Linked DNA regions of Mus musculus: region 2 is linked to region 1. A link is a loop called in an ENCODE intact Hi-C map of the cell type or tissue named here. Cell type or tissue: heart. All regions are shown on one strand.

Evidence for each region. Peaks named below come from ENCODE experiments on the same cell type or tissue, not always from the same donor. Only the 100,000 strongest peaks of a DNase experiment are listed, where the experiment ranks them.
Region 2: a loop joins it to region 1, with 5 times the contacts of the local background. A loop is called at or near these places in 4 of 42 quality-filtered maps.

Annotation. Positions count from the first base shown.
Region 1 is chrX:102,186,128-102,194,127 of GRCm38, reverse strand. Rps4x (ribosomal protein S4, X-linked) reads left to right here and starts at 4,737. Exons shown (of 7, transcript NM_009094.2): 1 at 4,737-4,830; 2 at 5,757-5,834; 3 at 6,126-6,306; 4 at 6,676-6,773; 5 at 7,561-7,732. The coding sequence starts at 4,828. In heart, a CTCF peak has its summit at 4,685 (motif pointing right); a DNase peak (open chromatin) is centred at 4,797; H3K4me3 peaks cover 2,860 bases; H3K27ac peaks cover 1,397 bases; H3K27me3 peaks cover 240 bases.
Region 2 is chrX:101,950,161-101,958,160 of GRCm38, reverse strand. All of the region lies in intron 1 of Nhsl2 (NHS-like 2), which reads right to left. Among named protein-coding and RNA genes, the nearest start is that of Gm25828, 41 kb to the right of the region's middle. In heart, a CTCF peak has its summit at 3,749 (motif pointing left); a DNase peak (open chromatin) is centred at 3,780; H3K4me3 peaks cover 472 bases; H3K27ac peaks cover 1,528 bases; H3K27me3 peaks cover 1,483 bases.

The sequences.
Region 1 (8,000 bases):
TGAGTTTGAGGCCAGCCTACAACTGGAACAACAACTCTACAGAGTGAGTTCCAGGACAGCCAGGGCTACACAGAGAAACCCTGTCTCGAAAGACCAACCCCCCCCCAAAAAATTATTCACTCAGCAACTATTTACCAAGTACTGGATGAAGTGTCAAGTTCTCTGTTAGTGGTGATGGGCCAGCTGTCCCGAATGAGTTAGGACAGGTCTGTCCTGGGGATGTTCAGTTTAGTAAGACAGCAGATGAGTCAATCACTCCTTCCTGCCTGTTGAACTAAGTGCTGGAGCTGAGCTTTGGAGCAAGGAGAACAAGGTATTAACCACTGAATGAATAGAAAAGAAAAGAAAAGAAAAGAAAAGAAAAGAAAAGAAAAGAAAAGAAAAGAAAAGAAAAAAGGAAAGGAAAGGAAAGGAAAGGAAAGGAAAGGAAAGGAAAGAGGAAAGGAAAGAGGAAAGGAACATCACCACTCCTAGGTATGATGGAGGAGAAAAGTTTATTATAGATATGTGAGTGGGCATAGCCAGAGGCAGAAACATCTGGAGTAGGCATGCCCAGACTCCATGTGGGGAGATGGGGGAGGGGAAGGAAGAAGGGCGAGCAGGGAAACCAGGTGCAGCAGTCAGGAGGTCCAAAGGAGAGCATGTAACCAAAATGTCTGGATTATATAAGGAAGAGCAGCCCAGGCCCCTGAGCTGCAGAGCTTAGGGTAGTGGGTAGGGTGTGCCAGCCAGGAGGGCCCTATAACAAGTAGGGGTGGAGGGATGCTAGCTTCCCCTTTGAAATGTTAAACAGGCACCTTAGTTCCGTCTTGAAACTAAAGTAGGAGGAGGACCCAAAGGGCCTGGGCAGCTCCCAGAACCCCAGAAAGCAGGGCTGTAGGCATCTCTAAAGCTGAGGAGTGGGATTAGGTGGTACCATGAAGAGGACTGGACTGTTCAGAGCAGTTCCAAGCTGAGAAATCATGGGGTCCACAGACAGTCTTGAAAGAGCCAGCCTCTGCGGATGGCGGTGGTGACGCATGACTTTAATCCCGGCACTTGGGAGGCAGAGGAAGGTGGAGCTCAGGGAGTTCGAGGCCAGCCTGACCTACAGAGTGAGTTCCAGGACAGCCAGGGCTACACGGAGAAACCCTGCCTTCAAAAACCAAAGGAAAGAAAGAAAAAAGAAAGAGTCAACCTCAAAAGTGTGGATCTTTCAGGCTGAAATGGGACAACAGCATGCACCTTGCGCGCGCGCGCGCGCGCGCACATACACACACACACACACACACACACACACACATACACACACACACACATACACACACACACACACAGAGCTCCCAGGGTAATGGAACCTGGTGGAAAGGGGAGGGAGATTTAGGAGCCAGACGATGGAAAGGAGTGCTGTCCTCTAGGTACGACTTGGCCAGTGTCCTCTTGAATTCAGCAGCTGTAATTTTCTGCATAAGACCTGTGAAAGATCCAGTCATTAACATTCCAACATGGAATGGGGGAGGGGCTCATGAGGCCTCATCCTTCATTAGAGAATTAATGGCTTCGGAAGAGTCATTTTTCTTCAGGGATATAGTCACTGTTAAGTTACCCATGGTCCAGGAAACAAACCCACACCCACGCACATGCAAGTCAAATTTAAGTTCAAACAAACGAACTTAGTTGTTTGGGTTTTGTGGAGGGTTTTGTTTTGCTTTTGAGATGGAGGTTTCACTTTGTTGCCCTGTGTCACTACACTCAGTTACTTCAGTGAGTTATTTTAAGAAAGAAAGAGGAGCGTGGTGGAGCATGGTCTTGACTCTAGCACTCCAGAGGCAGATGCAAACAGATGCTGTGCATTCTGGTGAGTTCCAGGACAGTTGGGGCTATAGAGTGAGACTGCGTCTAAAAAACGATACAGAAACAAAAACAAAAAATACAAGTATGAAGAGGGCATATTGGGAAGAAGGGCCCCAGAGGGAGCATGAAGCAGGTGGCAAAGGGGGAATGGGCGTGTGTGAATACAACCAAAATACATTATACACTTGTGTGTGTGCATACACACACACACACAACTGTGGGAGAATCAAGATGATATTATTTCTTTTTAAGTATATAAAGGAGCTAGAGAGATGTCTCAGCTGTTAAGAGCACTTGTTCTTGGAGAGGACCTGAGTTGAACTCCCAGCATCTACCTGGCAGCTCACACTATGCATGACTCTAGTTCCAGGGGATCCAAGGTTCTCTTCTGACCTCTGGGAACAGCAGACATGCAAGTGGTGCACAGACTACATGACACCAAACAGTCATAAACAAGAATAAGATAAATAAGACTAGAAAATAAATTAATTGTATTAAAAGCTAATCACAAAGAAGTAAAGACTAGTGGCTAACAGCACCTGGGGAGGATGGAAAGGATGGTGAACAGATACACAGTAGGGTAGTGATGGTTGAAACGATTTGGTTGGATGCTTCAAAAGAAGTAGTAGAGAGGATACTGAATGCTTCCAACACAAAGAATTTATAAAGTTCTGAGGTGAAGATGTGGCAACTGCTCTGAGCTGATTATTATACATTATATACATGCATAAACATGCAATACTGTGCCCCATAAATCTGTACACTTGGTATATATCAATTAAAATAAAACTAGGGCCGGGCAGTGGTGGCACACGCCTTTAATCCCAGCACTTGGGAGGTAGAGGCAGGTGGATCTCTGAGTTCGAGGCCAGCCTGGTCTACAGAGTGAGTTCCAGGACAGCCAGGGCTACACAGAGAAACCCTGTCTCGAAAAACAAACAAACAAACAAACAAACAAATAAGGGGCAGGAGAGATGACTCAGTGGTTAAGAGCACTGACTGCTCTTCCAAAGGTCCTGAGTTCAAATCCCAGCAACCACATGGTGGCTCACAACCATCCATAATGAGATCTGATGCCCTCTCTTCTTGTGTGTCTGAAGACAGTGATAGTGTACTCACATATAATAATAAATAAATCTTTAAAAAAGAAGAGGAAGAAAAGAAATAAAACTATAGGCTGGCCATAGTGGCACATGCCTATCATCCCAGACCCTGGGACAGGAGACTGAGGTGCATATTTTACATATGAAAGCAGACCTGGCCTCCAGATTCTCCCCGCATCCCTCAATCCCTAGCTGGCAGACCCTGCCCCCAAGCCTGAACTTCCCAGCCCAGGAGGTGAGCTGCCTTTTCCCCAGAAGCTCCCTATATAATCCAGATATTTTCCTCTCTCTCTCTCCCCTCTCTCCTCTCTCTCTCCCCCTCCCTCCCTCTCTCTCCTCTCTTCCTCCTCTCCCCCTCTCTTTTCCCTTCCCTCTTCCCACTCTCCTGTCTCTTCCCCCTCCCCCTCTGTTTCCCCTGCCCTCTGTTTTCCCCTCCCCCTCTCTCTCCTCCCCTCTTTCTTCCCTCTCCCCTCTCTTCCCCCTCCCCCCATCTCTTCCTTCCCATTGTGACTCCCCTAGCCTCAGTCCTTGGGGCCAGTGAACTTGCCCGAGAGCACCTTTCCAATAAACCTGCATTTAATATAATCTAATTCTGCTTGATTTGTCTCATTTCACCTACAGTGGCGAAGTAACGTATCACCCAGCACTTGGGAAGATGAGGCAGATGACCTCTCTCAAGCTGCAGGTCAGCCTAGCCTGTCTAGAAGAGCCTGTCTCAAAAGTTAAAAATAAAGATATAGTCTGCTTGCTTGTACTATATAGACTGTGGGGGTGCATGCCTGTAACTCAACTCTCAGCAGAAAAATGATGAGTCTGAGACTACCCTGGCTTACATAATGAGGCTCTGTCTCAAGATGTATATTTCAGTTTGAGGCCAGCCTGGTATACAGAGTGAGTTCCAGGACAGCCAACGCTGCACAGAGAAATCCTGTCTCGAACCCCCCCCCCAAAATGTATATTTCATTTGCATATATATATATATATATATGAAAAAGTGACTCATTCCCTAGCAGCCACTAATGATAACAAATAAATGATAACAACTGCACACACACATATGAGAGAGAGGGGAGGGACAGGAGAAAGAGGAAAGGTGAGGCTGAAAAATACCCCTTTCATAATAGTTTGAAGGGACTGGATCTTTGGGTTTATGATGGGCAGACTTCATCGACCTGTGGGAGGCCACAGATAACTAAGAGAGCAGAAAATGGTGAATGAAGGGCAGCCAGTGCCACCACTCTAACACAGCAGCTTCAAAAGTAGAACAGCTAGGTCTACATACTGGCTAGGCAAAACCAGATACTCTCTAATGTTCCCTCTCTTCCACTTACAGTACAATAAATGTCAAATGTGTTCTACAGGAGTGGATGCGCAGGATGCCAGGTTCAAGCAGAGAGCCTACCATCTCACCCTGGATGGCTCAGTGCCTCAGCAATCTTTACAAAAGCAAAGAGAAACATGCCGTTGGCCAAACCTTTCGCTTAGCATGGGGCTGGCTGATTGGACTGGTAACTCTGGAAGATTAGAGAAACTTTGTATAAGAAAAGTATCGAGTATTAAAATGTATCTTTTTATCACTCAGCCATCTAACAGAACTCTCCTTGCGGGCAGTTATCTGGTGCGATTGGTCTGGGTATCCCCAGCACTCATCACTCGGCACAAAGAAGAGAAAGGACTGAGGAAAAACAGTTTTTGGGAGATTCTCTCAGCCTCAGTTTCCCAGCCTGGGACCTCTGACCTCCCACCAGCAGATGGCAAGAGAGAGTCCCCGCCCGCTGGGAAAGTCTGAGGCTGGGCGGAGCAACCCAGGCTCCAGCGCGCGCGCAGCCTCCGACCCTAATTTCTTCGTTCGCCGGAAGAAGGCGAGTCTCTTTCCGTTCCTAGCGCAGCCATGGTAAGGCAGGGGTACAGCGAGCTCTTGGGTTGCATCGGCTTCCATCCTCCCTGACCGATGCTGCCCGGGTTATCAGGGCTCCCGCGGTCGACTACAGGGTGGAGGCGAAAGCAGCTCTGCTGCAGGCTGGCAGAGATGGGCTTGGCGGCAAGGGAGAATACTGGTCTGAGCTAGGATGGGAAGTCTGCCGCAGAGGGCAAGCAAGGCCTTGGGCTTAATCACACATCCCCTTGCCCAGGGAGAAATGCTTTTCCACTTGGGGAAGAACTTCGAGGGCCCGGGAGTGCAGATTGAAGCTTTGGGCATGTGGGCGCAGGGTCTGCTTGAAGGATTAGCTCTTACTTGTGCATTTGTCTATCTTTTGGCACGGACTTACTTTATATGTTGTGTAGCTGGTAAGTGTACGAAGCATTACAAAAAGCTTCCTTCCGCTTTCGAATGTGAAACTTCGACTCTTTAGTATACAAAGGAGCAGTACACGTGGTAGTGCCAGTGCCGGAGTTAGAGTTTATCTTTGTACCAGAAACCTTCGATCCAGATGGCTGTGTTCTAATACTATACTTTTCGATTGACAATTGAGATACGGTCCTGGGCCATTTTCTGTCCCTATCTGCCTGTGCGTCTAGGGTTGAATCACTGGGTAATTCGCAAGTGTGCTATGAAAGGCTAATTTTTGTGAGCAGGCATAATGGAGACATCTGGCATAACTGTAAAAAATGGGAATCGCTAAGGTGCGAATACTGGGTTTGGCCTATTGATGCTTATCTGTCTTTTCTACGTTTTACTGGGACCCGGCGCTTTCAATATTGCCCACATTTTGTTAATTGGGAAAGTTCGAAAGTCAGTTCATTGAAGGATTTACGCCGTAGGCTTTGCTGGAAAGACCTGAAACAATGTAACAACGTTACTTTGAAAACTTCTTCCAGGCTCGTGGTCCCAAGAAACACCTGAAGCGTGTAGCTGCTCCAAAACATTGGATGCTGGATAAGTTGACTGGCGTGTTTGTAAGTATTGTGGTGTGAAAGGTAGACATACCTTTAACAAGCATATTTGTGGAGTTGAATGTAGAGAATCTTTGGCTGTCTTAAAGACCTGTGTCCTACCTCAATTTTGATACATCTGTTTCATCTACTCCATGTATTCCATAGTACACTGATGGTGGATACATAGACTCAGGTCTCAAAGTAGCAGGCCTCATTCTTTGGAGGAGAAAATGTTGAGGAATCTTCTAGCGACCCCCCCCCCATGTAAAATAACCCAAGTTTTGGTGTAGTAATTTTCCTAAAACTTTCCAGGCTCCTCGTCCATCCACTGGTCCTCACAAGCTGAGGGAATGCCTGCCTCTCATCATTTTCCTAAGGAACAGACTTAAGTATGCCCTGACTGGAGATGAAGTAAAAAAGATTTGCATGCAGCGATTCATTAAGATTGATGGGAAAGTCAGGACCGATATAACCTACCCTGCTGGGTTTATGGGTGAGTAATCAGGATCGGTAGTGGCCACAGGCCCTTAACTCCCAATAGTGGCAGGTGACTGGGAAAGTGCCAGGCTTTCCTGGTCTTCGTCTTCACCCCTACCCTGGCACGGTAATATGGAGAGGTTTGGCTACTGGGCTTTTATTCCTTTTTAAATTTTGAATTTCTTGCTACTCTCCCATACAGACCTACTGGATCAGAATCTCTGTTGGGCTGTTACTTAAATATTGTGGGGATAGCTTCTGAAACCCAAATTCCCATTTAAAGTTTATGTGGAGTCTTGATAAAATGGGCTCACACACACACATCCCCCAGCTCAGTTAGGAGTGTAGTGAGGGTTGCTGTGGTAACCTTATTCTTTGATATCAGATGTCATCAGCATTGACAAGACCGGAGAGAACTTCCGTCTGATCTATGACACCAAGGGTCGCTTTGCTGTTCATCGTATTACACCGGAGGAGGCCAAGGTTGGTGTGGCAAGCGGGCTGGGTAGTTTCCTCTAAAATTAGTTTCTAAGTTAGATCATGGAAGTGAGAGATGAGTCAACAGATTTCATTAGAATTGTGTGCCTAGAGATGAGATCGATGGGGACCTGTTGCATGGTTTAACTTACTGGGTACTCAACCCCGTTTCTCACGTGGCAAAGCACATGCTTGATCTCGGACCTACACCCCAGCCCCTCAGCCTCTGTAAGGTCTGTTGCTAGATATCTTGGGGTGGAGCTTTCTTGTGGCAATTAGAGCACTGACTTTTGGTGTCTTGTAGAAACACGACATCCTTTCTTGGGATTAATTTTGAAGTATTCCTTGGAACATAAAGGAGTTGGCAATCTATTTGGCATGTTGCCATGTCTCCATTTGTGGGTCTACCTTTGCTTTTTGGGTGGGTTAGAGGTACAAGAAACCGGTAATCTTTGGGGCGTTGGTTTAATTTACTATCTTTGCTTAGTTCAGTTTTAGGTGGCTTTTCACGTAGGTTTAGGGCTTGAATTAATGGCTATAAATGAAGGTTAATTCAATTGATGGTGTGGCTTCTGGTTTTCTTACATGCTGCCTTGTTGTCAGTAGGCTGAAGGGCATGTCCAGTGACCACTAGAAATTTGATTTGATAGACAAGTTGCTAATACCGTTGCTGTTTGGAGCAGAGTGCACAAAATGTGATTTTTTTTTTTAAGCTGGGGATTGGCCCCAGAAACAACTATAACAAGGTATATATGAGTTAGATTAAATGTATTTAACCCTTTTATACTTCTAGTACAAGTTGTGCAAAGTGAGAAAGATCTTTGTAGGCACAAAAGGAATCCCGCACCTGGTGACCCATGATGCTCGTACTATTCGGTACCCTGATCCCCTCATCAAGGTGAACGACACCATTCAGATTGATTTGGAGACAGGCAAAATAACTGACTTCATCAAGTTTGACACTGGTAAGCAGCAGCTGTCCCCTCGGTGGCTTGTAAGTTTGAGCTTCTGGGGTTTTTTCCCAAATGTAAGTTTAGTTGAGCTTTGTGAATCACTTGATGCTTGGTGCGGGGTCTTTTGAGGAATTTTATCACTTTCACTGGTCTAAATGCTTGGTGGCTGAAAAGAGGTACGAAAGCCACCTATTAGTGTAAAACTGTTATCAGCTGATCAAGTTAAAGGTGTGATGGGAGGTTGAAGGCCTGACTGAACAAGTCAGGTGGGACTCTGTCT
Region 2 (8,000 bases), 240 kb after region 1:
TAAACCTGGGACTCGAGATTACTTTCACTTGGGCTCCAGAGGCAAATGAAATCTCCATCCTTCTTGTCACCCCCTCCCCTTCTCCTGCCAGTTCCTATTAGAACCTTTTCAGTCAGTTCCTGTCAGAACATGTCAGCTTCACAGTCATCAAACCACCGGCCCTACCCTGGATCAGGCCCTGTCACCTCTCTAGCCACCAGGCTTTGTCACCTCTCTAGCCACCTTGTCTGTGTCTTGCCTTCCAAGAGTACTTCCCTGATCTGGGCTTTTCTCTGTCACATACCTCAAATGCCCAGGGCGTTAGAAGAAGCAGACAGTTCAAGCTGCTCACATACCACCCTTCTGCCTACCTTGCCATATCAGAGAGGAAGAAACCAAGTCTAAGCCAAGGAAATAGCCCAGCGAGGTTTAACAGTGAGCAAGAACAGAGGTAGAGCTGGGACCAAACCCCAGGTCAAAGAGTCATGGTCTGCAAGCAGCTTGTTTCATGCTATTCCCATGACATCACCGCCTCTCAGAGCTACACTCCCAGCGCCTATTGTTTCAGGTAACGAGTGGAAATGCTGTTTTCAACAGCTACATAATCACGACTTCCCTTTCTATGTGCTCATTTGGAAAATGCGAACAATGCTCCTTCGCTTTCTCACTGGTCCCCAGGACTCTTCAAGTCAGCCTCAGCACCACACACCTCCTCCTTATCTGCTCTAGGAATGGGTGGGCCCCACCTAATTGCCAACCATTTTTACAAATATTTTTACTGGCCGGGGCCCAAAATCAATTTTCTGGTCTCACATTCTTGAAGTGCCCTGTCGATCAGAACCATCTAGAGCTCTTGGCCTTCCCGCCATCCCATGCCTGGCAGGGAGAGGACATTTGGATTTCCAAAAAGAAATGAAGGCTGGGAGTGGTGGTGCACACCTGTAATCCTGAGCTTGGGAGGTGGAAGCAGGAGACTCGGAGTTCAAGGTCATCCTTGGCAGCATAGTTACCTGGCTACAATGAGACCTGCCTAAAGAAAAGCTAATTAACTAAATAACCCTTTAAAAATAGAAAAGAAAAAAGAAAGAAAAGCCATGAGAGGGTGGAGGAAGGACAAAGTGAGATGTTTGAGTTGTGAAGGATAAAGAGGGGACTAAGACTAAGTCCTGTCCCCTCCCAGGAGCCTAGATCTTGCTTATAAAGACACAATCTGAAAGGAGGTCATGGAGTGAGCAGTGAGCCAGGTTGGACTTTGTTGGTGCAAAAAGCAGTTGTGTGTGAGCTGCCACAGACCATTGAGTTGGGGTGATCTGAGGCAGCATTGAGGACCCAGTGTCCCATAATCAAAAGAAGTGGGGGATTCATTTGACTCAATGTTTCTAGAAACTGAGGATGCTAAATGTGACGGAAGGAATGTCTGATTCCAGATCTTGTCAACTTCAAAATCAATGTTAGCCATAATAGACATCTTAAGTTCAAGGCCAGCCTGAGAAATGGAGTGAGTCCTTTCTCACCCTATCTCCCAGAAACTCAGAGAGCTCGGGCACCCTGACAAGCGAACTCTAAAGCATGGTGAAAGAGAGTGAAGAAGAGGATCCTGGGAAGCGAAAAGTCAGTCTGGGAAGAAGAGCTGAGCTGAATCAAGAGGCCATGGAGGACCTTGATTGTCAGACTCAGCATCATCCATTCCAGTCTACAGGGAGGAGGGTGTCTCAAAAGCTTCTGAATAGAGGAATCACCTAAGAGCACTTTAGCTTAACTGTCTGAAAGGATGTTCCAGTCTCAAATCTATCTCTGACCCCTTGTCTGACTCTAGACTATTCACCTAAGCTCCTTCGATATGAAGACGTGTTACACTGAAAGCAGGGACTGTGTGTGTGTGTGTGTGTGTGTGTCTTTGAAAGGCAAGGACTAAAGACAGAAAAGAGTTCCCATACTTATATTGAAGCGTTAAAGAAGCTGAGAAAATCAGCTTCCCAAAAAGTTACCCAGGGTTATGGACTTGCTTTAGGGATTCTCCCTTGGACAAGTGGGGCAATAGGTCCCTTCTCCACCTTTCCCTCCCAGCAAGGAGTTCAGCACTTCTTTCCTGTGGCCCTCTGAAATAGACTTAGGGAGGCATCCATACCATGGTGTGGAAACAGCACTGGCTCAGAGAAAGCTCTCTGAACTTTCCCAAGGACTTACACTGAGGAGCCTCAGCTGCTTAAAGAATCAAGTTTGGGATTCTCAGCCAAAACGTCTTGCCATCAGAGTTATTGATAGAGGGCAAGAGACCACTGTCCAAGCTCATGTTTTTCTTAGGAACATAAGATTCAGTCTGTACCAGTTCTAACTGGATGAGTGCCAGTGTGTGTGAATTGTAATGGAAGCATTCCAAACGCCAAGCACTACTTTGGACGGTGAAACTATGGCTGGATTTTTATTTTATTCTTAGTACAAAAGTGTTGACTTGTTTTCCTACAGCAAAATTGTGCTAGTATAAAGATCTGTAAACAACAAAGCCTTTATTTTGAAATACAATTAATACAAAAAATAAACCTCATGACAAAACACAAGTACAGACTTTCATGTCATAGATAATTTATTCTAGGGGAGTTTGAGGGAAGACAGAGTGAGGGGGTGGGGGGGGAGAGGAGCACGGAAAATAGGCAAGTTTGTAATCTGAAGCCGAGCTAAGTCAGAGGTCAGAAGCTCTGGCCAGGCCCTAACCTATACACTTGGGCTCATTTCTGGAAGCACATTTAGATTCAGAGCCAGGTCTCTGCTTTTCTCCTTGAATGAGGGAAGGGAGGCACAGGGAGGTGAGGATGGAGACCTCTATTTTGCCAAGGCTCTTTTCTCTCTGTCTTAATCTCCATCTGGCTAACATCTTCATCCTGGACTCTTCTGGGTCCCATGTACTCTCCTGAACGTCTCTAGCATTCCCTGGACAAATGAGTGTCTATTGTGTGTCAGTAACTGTTGTGTGCTCCCAGAATGCATCAGCGACCAAAACAACTCAGTTCCAAGGTGCAGCATGAAGCTCTTGCATGTATTTACTTAGGTGTCCCGGGTCAAGCATAAGCTGTTTTCTGCTAAGGATCATTGTTTTAACATTTGGTTCTCTTCCTTCTCTGCACTGTGACTGGCTTTCAAACATTGTGAAGATGTTCACAGTGAATGAATGAATGAATGATGGTGCTTAAGTTTGGGTTTGGGGATGTTGCTCAGTTGAATAGCACTTATCTATTATGCACAAGGCTCTGGGTTCTACCCTGAGCAAAAGCTCAAGGACACACACACAGAGCAATTTCAAGACAAAAAAAAACACGACGACAGTGGGACGTTGGTCACCGATAAGTAGAGCACGTTCTCTTGCCCTGCATTACTGTCAGCTCAAATCTTAGGCCACTTTCCTCAAGTGGCAATCATCAGAGGAAAGAAGGTTGCAGGCTAAGTCCCTTGGGCAGATCCATTTTGAAAAGAGGTAACCCGCTCTATCAGGGACCCTCTCTAAGGAATGGATAATGCTGCTAACTTTAGACAGCTTAGGCTAAGCAAGAAAGGCATTCTCCTTCGGTGGGTAGGGGGATCCACTGCCCCATCACTCTGTGCAGGGATGAATCATTCTGAAGTACACTTCCTTTCTCTTAAAAACAGCAAGGCTGCCCTGGCATTCATTCCCCCATTCGCCCCGCCTCTGGGCTGCTGTTCATCCCTCCCAGCCAGAGGCAGCTCCAGCCTTTTTTGTTTGGCTTGCCAGCAGCTGCACAGCAGCGCCCTCTGCCGCCCGGCATCAGGCTTTCATGCCGCCCGTCCGCCCCAGGAGCGGGGAGGAGCAGGGAGCTAGGCGGGGGCTGTGCTGCGCCAAGCAGCCTCCAGTTCCGGAGGTGCGCGGGGACCATGACTCACCGCCCGCCGCTCTTGCCGCCTCCGCACGCGCCTGGTGACGCGCGGAGCTGCACAGAGCTGCTCTGCTCACGCAAACCAGCCGGGGCACACTTGGCCTGCTCTGCCCTCCTGGGCCCCAGTCCTGTATGAACCCCAGCATTATTCACCCCCCCCCCCACACACACACCAGAACCTCGCGTCGATTCATTACAACTTCTGATGGGGATAGAGACTGAGGACCAGGGGAAGATGGGGGCGAAGGCAGGGAACAAACCGCTAAAGAATAGGGGAGGGGCTATATGACTCAGTTATGTGTGACTCCAAAGTTCAGGTGAGATGGGCTTTCCACAGCATCAAATTGCACCCCTCCTCCACTCACACACACCAGACACACTCAGGAAGGGTCAGTTAAACGATGATGTCATAAAGGACTTTGAAATTCAAGCATTATAGCAAACATTTACCATTTCAAAATTAAAAGCTGTAAAATAGCTCCTAATGAGAAAGGCAGACAGGTGTGGGGCTTGAGTGTGTGAAATGCTTTGAGTTAAGGAGCGGGACACAGAGCTGGGCATAGTGACACATGCACTTGGGAGGCAGAGGCAGGCAGATCTCCTTGAGTTTGAGACCAACCTGGTCTACAAAGTGAGTTATAGGACAGCCAGAGCAACATAGTTAAGAATAATAGTGAGACTGTTTCTAAAGCAAAGCAAAACAAGACCTAAGCATGGGAATAGGAGCAGGAGCTGTGAGTTAGGAATGTGCACCAGAAATTGGAACAGATGGGAGAGAGAGAGGCAACTAAGATGACCCTGGAACCTTGGCAGGATGTGCAGTTGAATCAAGTGCATGACATGGACATGGCTCTGGGGTTAAGAAGGATTTACTAGTAGATCAAAAAGTTATGCAGTTAAAGTCCACATCGCCTTTGCACCCGCCTCTGGTGTTTGCCACTGCCTGTTTTATTTTCTTTATTAGTAATATATTGCTTGTTTCCTTAGACTGTAAGAAACACAGATCACAGCCTGCAGCTAAGGTCCCACCTCTGCTTTGGAGACAATAAACATGCAGAAGAGAATCCAGATTTGTGAGGGCACGGCCTATCCTCTGGGCTGAATGGAACATAGGTAGGCACAGCACTGCTTGCCCAGACAGCATTTGTGGAAGCCAAAGAAACCCTAATCCAGGTCCTACTGTTCCCTTTGAGGAAAGTGTGGAAAGCTGTAGCTAACGACTGCTTCCCCGTGATGCTGAAGGTCTTTGTAGACCTAAGGTTTGACCCTGAGAGAGCCTGATGAATCATTCAGACAGCTCCAGCCTGAGCCAAGCATCGAGGTCCATTTGGTTTCCATGTGGGTACCTGTGGCTAGTAGCACCACCGAACGGACATGGTGCTCTAGAGCCACAGAAAAAAAGTTAGACATGAGTAACCTTTCATGCTTCTGCATCCACTGGTATTCCCACCCACCCCACCCACCATGACTTTCTGTCAGCCTGAGCTCTACCTAGAAAGGCACCACCCCACCATTTCCTGACAGTGTTTAACTAGGTATGCACGTGACTACATCTTCTTTTTCTTTGTGATCAGGAAAAGAAGGTATTGTCTCTATTCGTGGGTACTACTGAAAAACAGACTAAGCGTTCACGGCCTGTTAAAGATTTAAAATAAATATTTAACTTCAGGAGTCTGAAGTTCAGGCCTTCACAAACAGACACAAATAAGGGGAGGGCGTAAGTCAGGGAGGTGAGTTCTATGTGTTCTTTAGCCCTGGCTCCCTTTCTTGCAGGCTTTGGTGGTCTTTGTAAAGGAGAAAAACATTGCACGAAGGAGGAAAAAAAATGTCTGGTCTCCTTAAAGCAGTCTATAAGCTCACTACTATTCCAGCTAAATTGCCACAGAAATTATTCATTGGATTCAACAAACTCATTCTAAAGCCAGGAAGCATGCAAAGAGAATGCTAAAAAAAACACTTTAGAGAAAATAAAGTGAAAGACAATTCCCTATACAAAGTATTAAATCCAGAGTACTTAATGGATTGTGGTATGGACATAGCAGTAGGCATTTAGAGTGCAGTGGGAACTGCACACTGATAACTGGGATAAAGTGAACGAGGCTTTAAAAAAAGAGTATAGACTTCCAACTCTACTGTATTAGGGATAGACGAATAGACTTGAAAATCTCTGCACTGAGTTCTTCCAGTGTCATCGGCCCCTTCTGGTGGACAGTTTTGGAACAAGAACTAAGTTTTCATGGTGTAAATGGGTTCTGTGCACTATTTTCTGCCTACCTCCTAATGATTTTAGGATTGCCTCTTTCTTCATGGGGGCAGGGGTATCATTAGAGTAGCGAGAAAGACCTCATTAAAGGAAACTCCTTCTGATCAAGAGAATAGATCTTTAGCCTGAATGGGGACCTCACATTCCAGTTGGCTGGGTCAATCACCTGGCCAAGCGACCATCCCTCAGGAAGGCAAGACCACTCCCCAGAAGGCAGGATGACCTTATACTATGCTAAAGAAACAGGAGGAATAATTATCCCTTTAATGCAATATGGTATTTTTCCTTCCCAGATTTCCCTACTGCAGTCTCTTATAGAGCATAGCCACACTACTTCCTAAGCTAGTCTGCTTTTCTGAATTGCTCAGGAAAGTATGACTTTGCTTCTTTTTACTTCTGTTCTATCTATGCTTTTCCTAACACAATGGGCTTCTTTTCTCTTTCTATAGAGCCCCTGTCCCACCATGTAGCTGTCTGCTATCATAAGGTAATCTCCGTGTGCATTTAACTGAAGTTGCACCCCTTTCTCCCCTTCATTCTCTTCTGGGAAGCTTCTGAGGTCTGCCACTTGCCTGACTTTGGGTTTTCATTTTAAGCTATAATAAAATTGTATCTGAGCTTTAAAAAAATAAAAATAAAAAATGAGAGAAGCAAATTTAAAGTTTAAAACTCAAAACAGAAATATCCAGGTTCAGTGGTTGTATTGATAAATTCCCCCAACTGTGCAGAGAATTTTACAGTAATTCTACACAAAAGATTTAGTTCATTGTTAGCATATTAAAGAAGAAAGAGTCATATGATCATGTCTAACACCCATAATAAATTTTTTTTTTTTGGTTTTTCGAGACAGGGTTTCCCTGTGTAGCCCTGGCTGTCCTGGAACTCACTCTGTAGACCAGGCTGGCCTCGAAATCAGAAATCTGCCTGCCTCTGTCTCCCAAGTGCTGGGATTAAAGGCATGTGCCACCACACCCGGCTATAATAAACTTTTTTAAAAATCTGAAAATTAGGAAAAGAAGAGAAATTCAAACTCAAATCTACAGCTGGGCATATAACCCAGACCACGTATCTGATCATCAAAACTTGTTCATATCAGGAAATTGGGGCCCAGGCCTGTCATTCTTGCCAACAAGAGGCTGAGATAGAAGGAACGTTGAATTCAGGGCCTGCATGGGTTACATTCTGAGACTGTGGCTCAAAAGAATTCACAAAAAAGATGAATAATTGTTCTTTATCAGGGTTAACACTTTCACCCTGTGGAAGACCCCATTTAGAGGAATTTTTAAAAAGTTAAATGCTAGGAGAAATATCTGCAAAACATATTGTCTAACAAAGCACTTGAATCTGGAATGTATTAAAAATTCTGAAAACTTAGCAGTTAAAAATGCAAACAACCCAAGCAGAAAATGAGCTAAAGACATAAATAGACATTTACCGAAGAGGAGACATAGTTGTCACTTCAGCCCATGGGAAGATGTTCAATATCAGTAACCACAGGGAAATGCAAATTAAAGCCACAGGGAGACACGAGCACACCTATCTGGATGTCTAACATTTTACTAAACCATGAGAACACCCAACGCTGATGAGAGTGTCTAGAAATTGGATCCCTCCTACGTTGCTGGTGGGAATGTAAAATGGTAGAATGCTCCAGAAAGCAGTTTGGCAGATTCTTTAAAAACTAAATTCAAGTACCATATGATCTAGGAACTGCACTCTTAGGCATGTGTCCCAGAGAAATTAAAGTTTACGTCCACTAAAAAGCTGCTAGGTAAATGCCCATAGCAGTGTTATTCATAAAAGCCAAACCTAGGAAACACTACAGATACCCTCCAATGCCGGAATGGATAAACATTCTTTGATGCATCAAG